2 separate regions of the Mus musculus genome follow, and region 1 is linked to region 2. A link is a loop called in an ENCODE intact Hi-C map of the cell type or tissue named here. Cell type or tissue: gastrocnemius. All regions are shown on one strand. Links, peaks and the distances in the headings refer to the core of each region. The heading gives the core; the rest is flanking DNA. Region 1 overlaps Cog5 (component of oligomeric golgi complex 5). Region 2 overlaps Cog5 (component of oligomeric golgi complex 5).

Evidence for each region. A loop is a pair of places that touch in the nucleus more often than their neighbours do. Peaks named below come from ENCODE experiments on the same cell type or tissue, not always from the same donor. Only the 100,000 strongest peaks of a DNase experiment are listed, where the experiment ranks them.
Region 1: it touches region 2 in a loop (2.4-fold over the local background); 4 of 42 quality-filtered maps call a loop at or near these places.

The regions. Positions count from the first base shown.
Region 1 is chr12:31,845,066-31,847,987 of GRCm38, reverse strand. The region is part of intron 14 of Cog5 (component of oligomeric golgi complex 5); the gene reads right to left. Among named protein-coding and RNA genes, the nearest start is that of Hbp1, 100 kb to the left of the region's middle. In gastrocnemius, for the core only: no CTCF peak of the experiment used is centred there; a DNase peak (open chromatin) is centred at 1,247; H3K27ac peaks cover 1,618 bases.
Region 2 is chr12:31,925,086-31,927,945 of GRCm38, reverse strand. It overlaps Cog5 (component of oligomeric golgi complex 5), which reads right to left. Exons shown (of 23, transcript NM_001163126.1): 22 at 2,155-2,301. The coding sequence ends at 2,187. It overlaps Hbp1 (high mobility group box transcription factor 1), which reads left to right. Exons shown (of 11, transcript NM_153198.3): 11 at 439-1,491. The coding sequence ends at 456. Among named protein-coding and RNA genes, the nearest start is that of Hbp1, 24 kb to the left of the region's middle. In gastrocnemius, for the core only: a CTCF peak has its summit at 1,048 (motif pointing right); a DNase peak (open chromatin) is centred at 1,018.

The DNA of each region.
Region 1 (2,922 bases), core at 222-2,721, 80 kb after region 2:
AGTGAGTTCCAGGATAACCAGGGCTACACGGAGAAACCCTGTCCCAAACAAACATATATTAATAGTAAGAAAACTAATCCTCGCTATGGCAATTTCTGAAAAGTCAAGTTACTTTAAAAGTCTTACTGGGCATGCTGCTGCAGAAAACTGAGGCAGGAGGACTATGAGCTGGAGGCCTGCCTAGCTGTGTAAAGAGCTTGGAGGCAGGCTGAAAGAACTAGGCAGGGAGACTCAAAGCAAGCACTTCTTGATGGTATTAAAGCAAAATGGGAAGGAACGCAGCCGTGAAAATGACTGGCTAAAACTCAACTGCCCTATTCCTTCCCAAGTCTCTAACACTTCCTGGACTGAATGTAAAGGATACAGAGACTAATGGAGCGCCACACTTTGGAATACACTGGGAAAACTAAAATATTTTTATTGACAGAAATGTGGAGGTAATAGGTAAAAATTCTTGAATTATTATGAAGCCTGTGATAATGAAAAGGAGTTGAAGTACACATTTTAAGAACATGCCAAGGGCCAGCATGCGCAGCATCATTAATAAGACACTCAAGGGAAGGGCTCCATGGCCAGCTGTCATCAGAACATTTGTATTTGAGACTGCAAAAGGAAGACTACTTGAGCCCAAAAGTTCAGGGACAGCTAGCTGGGCAGTATAGCAAGATGCCAGATCAAATAAAACCCTTTAAAAGAAACCTATAATACTAACAAATTAAGCAGATTACCATAGCAACACATTTCTTTCTTCTTTGGTATTACCTTCTACTTGAAGGTAATAGTCAAATGGCACAACATTAAACAAATATACACTCTTAGGCTTCAAGCAGGATGGGAATCAGTAATTGGATAAAAGCAGTCAGATGCATAAAACAACACGTGTACACACACACACATACACACTGACAGGTTTCAATTGGGGTGGGGTCATGATTTTTCTCTGATGCTGTTGCCATGTCCCACCCCCACCCCCCACCCCCACTTTGGTTCTATGAAATGGCTTCATCAGCATTTTGCATCTACATTCTTTACTCTTATGTTGGGAGCTCAATGGTTGTGCTTCCAAGACAGCACTAGGGGGACCAGGAATGTTAAATAAGTAGGGTTGTGTCTCCAAAGGAAAACCGAGAAGGCTGTGAATGGAGGCGACTAACAGCCTAGGTAACCGTGTGGTGTGTGTAGGGCCCAGGCTGTACCTGGTTTCCTCAAGCTCCCACAACCAGGAACGGAGGTGGCCAGTAGCCAGGATGACCTCTCCATTATCTGTATGACAGAGACCACTCCAGACCCTCCCCTAGGCCCTTACGACGAAACATGTAGTCTTCATGGAAGAAGTGACATGTACTTTGAGAAGAGTTTTGATGTAACTATGCCTCCTTGTTCACATCAGACTGTGTTACACCAGGAAACTTTTCCCCAAATTGTTCTGTACTTAAATATGCTTACAATAAACTGCCAAGCCAGCTACTAAGTTGTGCTGAATTGGATTTCCTCTGGCCTTGTGGCTGGTTCTGGTGTTTGCAGAGACAGCCCAAACGCTTGAACTCTGCATTGTGGATGAGATGCTTTGGGGAGCCAAACTTATCAAGATAGGTTTTTGCCCATGACTATTTCCCATGAAGCAAGTCTGCTGCCAAAATTACAGAGCAGTCTTACCTAAGATTAGGGCCAGTCAGCCACCACATGACAAAGGCCAGGCAAGCCAAGCACCTGGCTTACAGCTCTTCTGATCCTCACAGTCTGGGAAATGAGTGCCGTCCAGCTTGTCTATTATAGCACTGTCCTGTGGCAACTCATGACGCATGACTAAGAGAAACTTTGGCAGACTTCTACTGAAATTTTAATTTTATTTTTTTGAGAAGGGTCATACTTTGCTACCCAAACTGGTCTCAACCTTATGAGATCAAAGGGTATTCTTGTCCCGAGCAGCTTGGAACTGTGGGCACAGAGCGCCCAGGAAAGACTGTGGATTATTCCTCCTGAAACTATTTAATAATGAGTTTTTACCATTATTCTCTGTCAACAGGATACCTCTCCAACTTTTAGACAAGCCACCAGTCTATCTATTACCGATCTGTAATAGCTTCCAGAAAAACAAAAACTTACAAATCTGGAAAGCCAGTCAGAAAGCTATGATCTTAAAGCAGTTCAGGATGAAAACAAGGACAGGAAAATGGAAGTCTGTCTGGTAATCAGCAGGCTCATTAGCCTAACGAGACCAGTGTGTTTGCATTATAGCAAAGTGCTGTTTTCTTGAGAACCAAGGATACATGGCTACTGTTCATGTACACACTAAACTCTTCCTAGTAATTCCAGACTCCCTTTGCTCTTTTGTTTGAATGTGACAGCAGAGATCACTGTGATGCTATACAACACAGAGTGCTATCCATAGAGATAATGTTACATTCTCCATCAAATAACCCTTTTAAAAATAACAGTAACCTCTGGTCACTTTATATCACCACATAATAACACACATATAAATTTTCTTCCAAAGTGAATGAATGTCAAATCTCCAAGTCACTTATGAAATTATTCATGAAACAAAGTATATATTTACAAAGCTTAAAAAAAAAATCCTAGGTCTAGAAATCCTGACCTCGTACAAAGCTGCTGACCTGCACTGAAATGGAAACCTTCTACTAAATGTCACTCTATTACTGCCGCAACTGGTCTGCAACTTAATTATACGTCCATGTACTTTTCGCAGTTCAAAGCATTTGACATTTACAATAGGAGTCTAGAGTCCAGGCCTTGAAATTACCAGGGAGTAATTTTAGTGCTGGAAAATCCCAATAATTCATCTTTAAAAACAATACTTGTTAGTATATATGCTTATAATTTTCTTAATTATAAATGTCTGCAATCCTCGCACATGTAAAAATTCTATAAAAGTTCCCTGTTAAAACAATAGTTTAAGTT
Region 2 (2,860 bases), core at 1-2,500:
TGTTTTTTGGTGTATATGTGTGTGAGTCGAGGTTTCATAAGTAGCCCAGGCTGGCCTCAAACTTGCTTTTGTCTCCAAGGATGACCTTCACCTTCTGATGCTTCCGCCTCCAACCCTTGCGGTCCTTTCAGGGATTACAGCTATGCAATACAAGCTCAGGTTCTGTGTATGTGTACATTCAAGTCACAGAACAAACTCAAGTGTTGGTCTTGCCGCCTTTTATTTAGTGCAGGGGTTTGAACCCAAGGTTCTGTGCTTAAAGGCAAAGTATATCTATGGAACCACACAGCCATTCCCTACAAATTCTCTAATGTCTGGAACTTCATTTGGGACATTAGCACTTTTCTGTGCATGCTGGTCTCACATTTGTTTAAATTTTCCAGATACTTAAGCTATGAGCCATTAGGAAACTGAGAACCAATTATTTTGTTTCCACAGGGCTCTCAACAGCATTAAACCTGATGCTTGTGTTTGTAAGTCTGCATCTGCATAAGTACTGACTCTGGATGGAAAAGCTTGGAAGACCTTGGTCTCACCATTTGTCTACATTTGTGTGACCATAAAATGCTGGGAGCATTGAGTTTTGTAATGATTTAATGGGTGAGGATTGCTTTCTCCATTAGAGCATTAAGCTATAACTATCAACATTGTAAACCAAATTGCCTTATTTTCCTTCCAAACTTCATATATCTATCAGGTAATATAGGCTTGAAAATTGATATCCTGTGGTGCTAAAGTACAGTAGAAAGATGTGTATACGTTTTATTTTAAATTGTACGAAGGGGAATTTAAAAATACGTAACTGCTGTTTATACATCAGCTCCTTACTGCTTATTAATCTGTATTGTACCCACGATATCAGGAGTGAAGCAGACGCTGGCCTTTCCATGAATAGCCACCACATGGCCCAGCATCTCTGCCAAACACAGTTGCTTCTAGTCTGGCCAGTGCCAAGAGACAACATAACATGGCAGGTGGATGGTGTCGGTGTCATTGTCTCAGCTCAAAGAGCCACCTGCTTCAGATACCATGGGCATGTGCTGAGTGGATGCACCAGGGGGCAGCACAGCTCCATGATTCCCAGTGGGGCCCAAGCCAGGCCAAGGTGCAGTCAGTTAATAGCATTGGGACAGTCATTGTAATGGTGCTGTTACCAGTCGACACCATTGTGTTTGACCGCGTTCCTGTCTCCTCAGCCACATACCCTCATCTGTGCTGTCAGTGTGTCTCTGGTGGGGCAGACTTTGCACTTACTGCAGTGCACCACTTGCACTTTACTCCCTCCGGCTTCTGAGACAGAGCAAGTACTTCAGCAGTCCTGCTGCTCTTGCTCTGAGCTACAATCATGGCTTCTCATGTTACTTACCAAGTGAGAGTTTTGGTTAGTAATCACAGCTGTAAAATTGATTTACACTTGTTAAACATATTGCCCCTCAATTTTGCACACTATATTCTTGTATATTATTTCAAATAAAAGGAAAAAAAAGGTCTGTCTTTGATTTCTGGTTGACTGAATTCATGATACCTATCAGTATAATCTGATTGGCAGATGGAAAACAAATTCTTGATAAAACTGAGTTCTGGTGTTATAAGTAGGTTTCTGGTGGGGTTTTAAAAATTAAAGAATGTTAACAATGGAGTAAAGACTAAAAAATAAGGCCCTGAGTGCCTGTTTCTAGTAAAATGACTGTAAAGAAACCCTGACTTCATTTAAAGCTGTAGTTAGATCCAGTAAAGAGCATTTAGCAGTGTGTCTGCCTCAGCCTTGGGCTCCGCCATAGTTACTGGGCTTGACTACATGCCCACATCACTTTGGGGTAGAGTGGCTCTGTCAGGTGTATACTCCTCAACTCCCTGCCGATGTGACTTCTTTCACTGGTTCGTTATGTGCTTAACACTAAAGAAAGTGGCAGGCTGGGAGGATACTGTCCCTTCATAAGCAGTGAAAATAATGAGCCAACTATGACAGCAAGTAAAATAGCCTTCCTCCATCGTCTGAGAAGGGGAACATAGGTAGCTTTATGAAAAAGCCATGTGGGTGCTATGTGAAGGCTGAGATGCTTGAGCTATTCTGACATTTAAAGAAAAAGTGCTGGAGGTAACAGAAAGAGGAAGGACAGAAAATCAACCATGATCTTTAGTTGTAGTTGCCACCTTTGGACGGGTCTGTTCATGGAGACTGCAAGTCACTGAAGAGCAGACATAGCCTTTTGAAGCAGCTGAACCATAATGGGATAAACTGGTGCAAATTCTTTACCGTCCCTGCTTCTCACTGACTGAACATAAGCTTCCAGGGCTCCCCTGTAAATGCAAAAGAAAACTGTCATAAGTCCAACAGTTTTGATAGCACCGATATGGAAACAAGACCGTCTGTTCCTGGAACAGCACAGTGCCACAGACCAGTGTCAACAGCCTTTACACGTGCATTAGAGCTACAGTGGCTGTGCCAGGTGAGTGGTGCAGTATGGCCGATTTCAGTCTTCATCTCAGTATGTGCTCCTTTCCTTTGTCCTGAAGGCACGTGAAAGAATGCACATAGCTGTGTCTCCCCCAGAGCTCAGCTAGGGGAGAAAAAGCCTTGGACACACATGCTCAGACAGACCCTTTGCGCACATAGTAAAACAGACAGGGCAGCCTACAGCTACAGCATTTTCGGGTTTTTAGTTTTTGGTAGGTTTTATGATGGAAAGTCTGAACTTAGTTAAGTACTTCCATGTGTTGCTGTGCCGTTGCTTTGATAATCTTTGGTTTGTACTAGGGACAGGAGACAGCAAATGGCAGCAGCATTCATGGCCCTTGGCTTGCTCCTTTATACCTAAGGTCATTTCCTTCCCACCACCACAGCAGAGCTGTAGGGAAG